Linked DNA regions of Mus musculus: region 1 is linked to region 2. Evidence: chromatin contacts called from ENCODE Hi-C or POLR2A ChIA-PET data. All regions are on one chromosome and are shown on one strand. The core of a region is the stretch at or near the end of the contact, and the rest is flanking DNA. Distances in the headings are between cores, read along the strand shown. Region 1 holds the start of Nup133 (nucleoporin 133). Region 2 holds the start of Abcb10 (ATP-binding cassette, sub-family B (MDR/TAP), member 10).

What was found. A loop is a pair of places that touch in the nucleus more often than their neighbours do. ChIA-PET counts read pairs that join two places held with the same protein, here RNA polymerase II (POLR2A).
Region 1: a loop to region 2 is called in a map of heart, with 4 times the contacts of the local background. The contact joins the promoter of Nup133 here to the promoter of Abcb10 in region 2. A Hi-C loop is called at or near these places in 5 of 37 maps with a recorded cell type or tissue (all heart). POLR2A ChIA-PET finds 5 or more read pairs at or near these places in 4 of 5 experiments (Patski and embryonic stem cell).

Annotation. Positions count from the first base shown.
Region 1 is chr8:123,947,090-123,951,477 of GRCm38, forward strand. Nup133 (nucleoporin 133) reads right to left here and starts at 2,176. Exons shown (of 26, transcript NM_172288.2): 1 at 1,909-2,176. The coding sequence starts at 2,087.
Region 2 is chr8:123,980,635-123,984,991 of GRCm38, forward strand. It overlaps Abcb10 (ATP-binding cassette, sub-family B (MDR/TAP), member 10), which reads right to left and starts at 2,488. Exons shown (of 13, transcript NM_019552.2): 1 at 1,768-2,488. The coding sequence starts at 2,179.

The DNA.
Region 1 (4,388 bases), core at 926-3,425, 34 kb before region 2:
TATATATGAGTAAGCTGTTGCTGATACAACGTGGATGATGGGAATTGAACTCAGGACCTCTGAAAGAGCAGTCAGTGCTCTTAACCACTGTGTCATCTCAGGAGTGGGGGTGGGGGTTTCTTAATTGGGCTCCCCCCTACTCAGATGATTCTAGTTTGTGTTCACAAAAAACTAACCACCATGCCTGAGTCATCTGAGTTCAGAAATTAGAAGTGAGTACACCTCTGCCTCTGAGGTCAGTACTGTGAAGGGTTCTTCTTAAACAATAAAGTGAAAGCCAGGCACAGAGAGGAGGCAGATCTCTGTGATATCTGCCTGAGGTTAGCCTGGTCTACACAGTAAGTTCCAGAACCCTGTCTCAAAAAACAAGCAAACAAAAACAAGGGTCCCACGTGTGCTCTCAGCATCACAGTTACTCTCTGAATTATCACAAGACTTGTAGGTTCATACATTTTAATCATAAGTCTCTGTTAGACTCAGTATTTCCTGTTTTCATGCAGAAAAAAATTCACTTAAGATACACACACACACACACACACACACACAAACATACACACAAACATACACACACACACACACACACACACACACACACACATCACTGTGTGTCTCTGGTTGCTTTGGAACTATATAGCCAAGACTAGCTCTGATCCAGGGTCCTCCTACCTTAGCTTTCCATGTGCTAGGATTTTAAGTTGTGTACTACCATGTCCAGCAATACCTTTTAAAATAATTTTAAGGCAATAGTTGTCAGGTACTTTTGAGATTAATTTACTGGTTTTTTTGTTTGTTTTGAGCAAAAATGATGTATCAGAACATATATGCATCTTACTATCTTTTTAACCCATCATATATACATATATGTGTGTGTGTGTATATATGTGTATATATATATATATGATTGTATGATAGATAGATAGATATCGAAAAGCAAGTGCTCTTATCCCCAGAGCCATCTTTCCATCCCAGAAATTCACTTTTGAAAGATGAACAGAAGAAATTCTTCTAGAAAAAGGTAACCCAATTCTGAATTTTCGTGTTAATTACATTGAGGAGGGTAACAATTCTACTATACATGTGGACTTGGCAGCACACCAGCATCTTTAGTGAAGCACGCTCTCTCTCTCTCTCTCTCACACACACACACACACACACACACACACACAAAGTGCTTTTATGTAACCTAGTCACAACCATCACATTTTGTGGCCCAAGTCCTTTAACTGCCAATCAGTATGTAGTAATAAGCATTTGCTAGGCACTGAGAAAACATTTTTGCCAGGTTTGTAGGCTCTTACCATGACTCAGATAGGTGTACTGAATCCTGAGATGCTGAGATCCTGACTTAAAGCTGGAAGTGTTAAACAAAATGATGGTAGCCAGACAAGCTACTGCATGCTTGAAATAGAAGAATCTTAAAAGTGGATTGAGCAAAGTCAGCCTAGGGTACGTAGCATGGGCTGTCCCAAAGTGGACAGGACTGAGTTCCAGGCTGCATTCCTACACTATATCACAAAAAGACTACACCAGACCAAATGTTACTCGTGTCAAACGCCACAGAGTCAAACCACAACTTTAAACAAACAGCAGCCCGACACTGACCTGTGTCAACATAATAAAGAAATGACTTTTTAATCTTTACAATAATCTGAAGTATGTTCCTACCTTGCAAGCGTAGTGCTCAAAAGGTTCTTTCATTCTTTTCTGTAGCGCGGAGACAGAGTGAATCCATGGGTCCAATAAAGAGTTAAACAGAGAACGGGCAAAACGAGGGCCACCATTAAGCAGCGACAATAAAACGCGAGAATGACCAGAAGTACTTTCGAACTCTGCGGCAGCTTACCCCACTGCCAGGCTCCACCTCCCCGCTGTGGAGCGGACCCCGCTGGTCCCCGAACCCCCACTTACCGTGAGCTCACCGAGCTGCGCCGGCCTGCGGGCGAGAACAGCACGGGCGAGTTAACCGCAGATCCCAGAGACAGACCCCTCCTGCTCGCTCTAGGCGTGGACGTGGGCCCGATCCCGACTAGCGGACCGCGTCGGGTCCCCGGCCCTGGGGTTCGCGGAGAGGAGACGCTCGGAAACATGTTTGCAGAGAGCGTGGAGGAAGCGGCACTCGCGGGCTAATAGCGAGAACCTCGCGCGCCCGGAGCTTGAACACCTGAGGGGCGGGAAGGCGCCTAGAGATGACGTAAGGGGGCGCTCAGCGAGTAGGGAGGGGAAGGCGCATGGCAATGACGTCAAAGATCGGCGCCGAGACTCGGGGCAAGGTCGGAACTGGGAGCGCTTTGTTGACGTCACATCCAGTACCGGGGAGGGGCGGGGCAGGCGATTTGGAGTCCTGCGACCCGATTCACCGCGGTGGATCCAGTGCTCCGGACCGAGAGCTTGCCAGAAGCGCCGGTCTCCGGCTGGAGCTGACCCTCCGCGGCGAGCGTGGGCTGGGGAAGGAGGCGCCCGTGGGCGGAGCTGAGGAAGTCGCGCTCTGGGCGGCGGTGGTGTGCTCACAGTTTTTCCCAACCTAATTCAGATCGGTTCAGGCTTGTTCTTCGTTCGATTGTCTGGGCTCTGCAGCGGGTTGCAGCTTTTTGCTTTCCAGGCACAGCTTGCATTTTGATGGGTCTGTCCTACTGCCGGAGATTCGGAAATGACAGTGCCCCCAGTCCCCGGGCATGTTCACTCTCATCGCTGCCCCTGAAGTTCCAGACCCTAGTAGAAGCCGATAGCAGGCGTGCACACAGTTCTGTTAGTCCTCTGCGGCTGTTTCGGAAGACCGTAGTGTGTGTATGGGGGTGTCTTTTCCATTCTGCTCCCCACATTACTAAACAGTGAACTGAGATTAGCCCGAGGCTGTACTAGAGTTTGTAAATATTCAGGGCTGATAACTGCCCAGGGACCCTTGCTGAACTTGTGAGGTCCCTTGTTACTTCGGGTGGCCTTTCCTTTTCGGTTTTTTCATTGTGTCCCACTTAGACAACATTGTAGCCAGACTTTTGACCACTTTATGGGTTCCTATTTCTACCACTTGTCTCCCTCTCAACCCCCCAACACTAGGTAGGAGAAAGAAGGCTAGAGGAAAAGGGGGCTTCGATATCCGTAGACTACTTCCTGCTGATAGAGGCATCGAGTTCCTTGGGGCAGTTTTGATCTTTTAAGAGCTCAGAAAGCCAGAAGGAGGGCATTGGACTCTGAAGTTAGTTACAGGGGGGTTGTGCGCCACCTAGCATGGGTGCTGGGAATTGAACTCGGAAAAAAAAAGAAAAGCATTTAGAAGTAGCTACTTGAGCCAGGTGTGGCTGCACACACCTATAATCTCTGTAGGACCAGAAGTTGTTCAAAGCCACCCTGGGCTACATGAGACACTGTCTCAAATGCCAACAAACAAACCCAATTACCTGAGAGACCATTATGGACACAAGGTTGTTAGGCATATCAGAAGTAAATACAGTGGGAGGGGGTAGGGGGAGAGAGAACATGGAAGGGAGGAGTCATCTCTGCCCTAAGGATGAGAGAAAGCAGCTTTCCAGTCCACAGTCCAGGAGAAACGTGCGCATGCGTAATGGAGCCTTTAATTCTTGCAAAGTGCAGTGTAGGAGAATTTCGGTTTCTTTTTTGTTTTGGTTTGGTTTGGTTTTCCGAGACAGGGTTTCTCTGTGTAGCCCTGGCTGTCCTGGAACTCACTTTGTAGACCAGGCTGGCCTCAAACTCAGAAATCCGCCTGCCTCTGCCTCCCGAGTGCTGGGATTAAAGGCGTGCGCCACCTCGCCCGGCTGAATTTTGGTTTCTTTAAACACAGAAATGTTATAAGAATATGTCTTCACTTTAATCCCGGGTGTGGGATGTAGGGCTGCTTCAGATTGTCTAGAATTGCTCATTATGAGGCAGGTGGACCTCTGACTTTGAGGCCAGCCTAGTCTACAAAGTGAGTTCCAGAACAGCCAGGGCTACACAGAGAAAAACCCTGCCTCCAGAGATCCACCTACCTCTGCCTCCTGATCACTGGGATTGGAGGTGTGCATAACTGTCTGGCTTGCACAGGTATGGCATATACTCACAGACACATAATAAATGTTTTTTAAAAAAAACCCAAAATAAGGGGTTGAAGAGATGCCTCAGCAATTAAGAGCACTGGCTGTTCTTCCAGAGGTCCCAAGTTCAATTCCCAGAACGCACATAGAAGCTCACAATCTGATGCCTTCTTCTGGTCTGCAGGCAGACATGCAGACAAAGCACCTGACACATTTAAAATAAAAACCCACCAAAATAAAAGCCAAGCATGTAGCATGCAGAAATAAAACTACCCTAGAGTTCTAGGGCCAGCTAGCCTGATGGCAGAGAATCTAGCGTCAAACACTGAAAGATGAGGAGGCCCACTCAGTTGTCCCCTG
Region 2 (4,357 bases), core at 1,238-3,737:
GTGTGTCTGTCCCTCAGGCCACACATCTGATGGTTCAGTGAGGCAGACTGACAGCTCGGATGATGGAAGCCGGTTCCTGTTCTGACTTACTTAATGCAGACTCCACAGCATGCTGGCAGGGCAGGACAAGTGGGGCCAGATGGCAGGTCACAGACATGACAGGTACAGGCAGACAGGGAAGGGCTAGGTGGCATCAGCAAAGCCTGATTCTCCACAACTTTGAGATCTTAAGTTTCAGAAGCAGAAGCCTAGGTGCCTGCCTCAGCCCCTCACAGCCTGCACACAATTGCCCAGAGTCTCAGGCTCCTCCGTGCACACTGTCTGCTCCTCCCTGTGCCCTCCCCCACTTCCCATGGACATCTTTTAAACCTGGGTTTGGTGGCTCACACTTATAATTCCAGCACTTGGGAGATGGTCAAGAAGATCAGGAGTTCAAGGACATCCTCGGCTACATAATGAATTTGAGGCTAGCCTGGGCTACATGACACCTGTCTCAATAAAACACAGAGGAGGGGGCTGAAGAGATGGTCCAGTGGTTAAGAGCAGTGGTTGCTCTTCCAGAGGACCCAGAGTTCAGGGTTCAATCCCTACTACTCTCACATGGCAGCTCACAACTGTCTATAACTCCAGTTCCAGGGGATCTGACATCCTCACACAGACATACATGCAGGCACATAATATAAAACAAAAATAAATGTTCATATGATGAAAGTAAATAATTCATTTAAAGAGATTAAGGAAAATACAGAGGGGAAAAAAAAAGCTTACAGGATAGCAAAGAAGACAATGACTTTTTCCATTGAAATCCACAACCATTGTAAAATCTGTCTTCTTTTACTAAGGTCACAACAACTTCCTGATTCTCGTAGATGGCAGTCCCCTGTGCCCTTGCTCCACAGGCAACCTGCTCCATGCCCAATAGCCCCCAAAGAGAGTAATTTGTACAGCAAGGGACCCAACAACCTATTTGAAGTCCTGCCTGTTTCAAGAACTGTGTGGCAAAGTCTTTCCTTTTTGCAAAACCCTCATGCCTATCCCATTTCATCTCTGATCCAAACACTTCGCTGCCTGCTAAGCAGGGATTCCCAGGAGCAGGACTCCATGTCAGCTTCCCAAGGTAATCGAACCCACAGGAGGAGGGCACAGTTCATATTCACAGAAGGAATGGAGATTTAGAGCTCTAGCTCTCAGGATGGCTCTGCTCCAACCAGCCTTGCCTGCACCGACTGCCAGACATGTGGGAGTTACAGAATATTGTCACTTAGACCCAGCCAATTCTGATTTCTCTTTAAAAGCCATTTGTCTATCCGGCTGAGTTACTGTCTAGTTCTTTTATGCTGTGGCCAGTGCCTGGTCCTGACCAAGTCACCACTTAGGGAGGTGACAGCCAGCACAAAGCTCACAGTGATCCACTTCATTCTGGGAAATTTTGGTGGTTGCTTGATACTGTGTAACCCTAGCGATGTTATTATTATTACTACTATTATTATAAATGTATACTATAAAGTAGACATGATTTTGGCAAAACTCCTGTTTTTTTTTTTTCTTAAAGGAGGAAACTCTAACTTATTCAGAGAATGCCCCAAAGCAGATGCTGACAAGCTGATAGGGACCAAATATTCTAGTAATAGGCTCAGATGGGGAGTGCCAGCCAGCATCCATAGCTTTCCAACAGGTGTCAGCAGACTTGATCGCCCTTGTCAAGGCCAAGGCCAGGCCGAGGCCCACCGGCCGCCCACTGGCCCACTAGTACCCCCAGGTTCTTACCTGACAGTCTCCCGCGCTCGGGGCGCACCAGCCCTAGGAGCTTCCATACTTCTGAGCGCCCGGTCGCCGCGGGACGCCGCTGCGAGTCGTTCCCAAGGTCTCGCACACCGGTGGCAGCTGCACCCTGGAGCCTGGCGAACAGGGGATGTGCGGCGCGGGGTCCTGCCAGCACCCAGCACCTGCGGGCCCCCGAGGAGGTGGCCCACTGCCCCACGCCGCCAGGCAGCCCGGATAGGGGCGCGGGAAAGCGGAGGCCCGAACCCGGCTTGTGGATCAGAGAGGTCCACGCGCGTACGAGCGGGGTCCATTCAGAAGCCAGCCATATCCGAGAGGAGACGGCCGGGGCCCACGCTCGCACGGCAGGGCCCCGACGCGGAATCAGCAGTAGCGCCCTAGCAGAAGGGGCGCGCATGGCGCTGCGTCTGCCCGGACAGTCTCACCAACCGGCCGGGCCGCACGCCCCGGGACCCTCCCCGCCCGGCCCGAGCACAGGGCGGGGACGCAGCAGCGGCCCGCCCCTCCCGCCCCATCGGGCCAGCGCCCGGGCCGCGCCTTCCGCCGCGTAGGGTCCACCCCTGGGCGGCGACCAGCCGCTAGCTCCCCGGCAGTGCCTTGTCCGGCAGGCAGTCGCCAGCGCCTGCGCCCGCCAGCCGCACGCGGAAGCTTTTTCGCTCTCCTGCGCCCTCCACGACTTGTGAACCTGGAGCGTCCGAGCCCTTTCTCTCGCCGGTCACTGGCGGAGTGCGCATGCGCGGCACTCAGGTCGCCCCTTACGACCTGAGTCTCTTGCTTGAGACCTTTGGGTGCCTTCGCCTTCGTGCGGTCGGCAGACCAAGGAGTCTCCACATCTTGGAGAACTGTGCAATGCAGGAGGTGCCGCAGAGGCCCGGAGAGTAGAAGTGACCCCGAGAGCAGTGGTCTTAAGGACGGCAGGCCGGGAGTATCCTATGGAGGCCTAGGTTGAGGAAGGGGGAAGAGTTTGTGGACTCCTAGATAGTTCACTCGACCAGAGCGAATTCAGCCGCACACGCTTTTAATCCCAGCACATAAGAGGTAGAGACAGGCAGATCTGAGTTCGAGGCCAGCCTAGTCTATAGAGTGAGTTCCGGGACAGCCTGGGCTACATAGTGAGCCCTGCCTTTAAAAAAAAAGGGGGGGGAGGTTGCAAAACAACCTCAACACCAGTATTTTAGTTCAATATATTCCTAAAACCCAACACGAATGGGGGGGGGGAATCAAGGGACAAAACATCAGACTTTTCAAATGCATAATACCCCAGTTCCAACCCTGGAAAAGTCATTTATTAAAATAGGGAGTGGGAGGGTAGTGCAATGTTCAGTTCAGGAGCACCAGGTCCCTGAGTCCACACAGATAAAGGAGAGAGAGGGGGAGAGAGAGAGAGAGAGAAAGAGAGAGAGAGAGAGAGAGAGAGAAAAGAAAGGAAACCAAGCAGTTAGCAGCTGGTTGTAATTTGTTTATCTGCTTTCTGTTTTGTTTTCCTCATGTTTGGCCCAGACATTGAGCACTCCTTGAATCGAGGCAGAGGCAGGTAAATGTGGATCTATTTGAGTTCTAGGCCAGCCTGGTCTCATAGAGAGTCCCAGGATAGCCAGGGGTTACATAGGAAAAAAACCTGTCTCAAAAAGCCCAGTAAAAATAATAACATAAGAATCTTTCATATTTGTCTGGCTCCTGAGATCTCAGCATCGTTGTATGTTTTCCACACTCAGACAAGGGCCTCACCTACATGTGAAGTTACGAGGTGGAGGGGGTGAACAACACCGTGAGTGAGGTTAAGTCTGCCTTGAGCAAATTGGAGATGTGGGAAGCAGGCATGTCCTTTAAAATCCAGCCCTGAGGCCCAAGAAGACTTGAGTTTTCTTCCCATCAGTGCAGGAATTATAAGCCCCAGGGAGTCACAGTGTGAACTACACCCCAGCCACACTCAGCAGGACCCAGGTTCCTGCCCAAGCTCCAGGAGCACTTCCTGTTCCTTCCTCTTGGACCCCAGCTGAGCATCGTTAAGGAAGGAATGGCCTCCAGGCTGGCAAGAGTAGCCACTTTCTGAAAATTATTGTTATTATTTTTTAGATTTATTCATTTATTATATGTAAGTACACTGTAGCTGTTTTCAGACACCTCAGAAGAAGGCATCAGATCTCATTACAGATGATTGTGAGCTACCATGTGGGTGCTGGGATTTGAACTCAGGTTTCTGTTTGTTGGGGTTTTTCTGTTTTTTGTTTTGTTTTGGGTAAGGGGGTTTTGAGTGATCCTCCTGCTTCAGTCTTCCGGGTTCGGGGATTACAGGTACTGCCATCCTGGAGGCTGAACCAGGAAGATTGCCATGAGTTCAAAGCTAATCTGGCCACAGAGAGAACGGTAGGCCACCTAAGACACAACAAGACCCCATCTCAAAAACAAAGAACGAAATGAAGGCCTATGAAATGGCTTGGTAAGTGAAGGTGTGTGCTGCTGAGCCTGAGGTGGGTCCCCAGAACCCACACAAGCAAGGAGAAGACTGACTCCAACAGCTTGCTCTTTGACCTATGCTAAGGCATACTCACACCCACACAAGTACACACACACA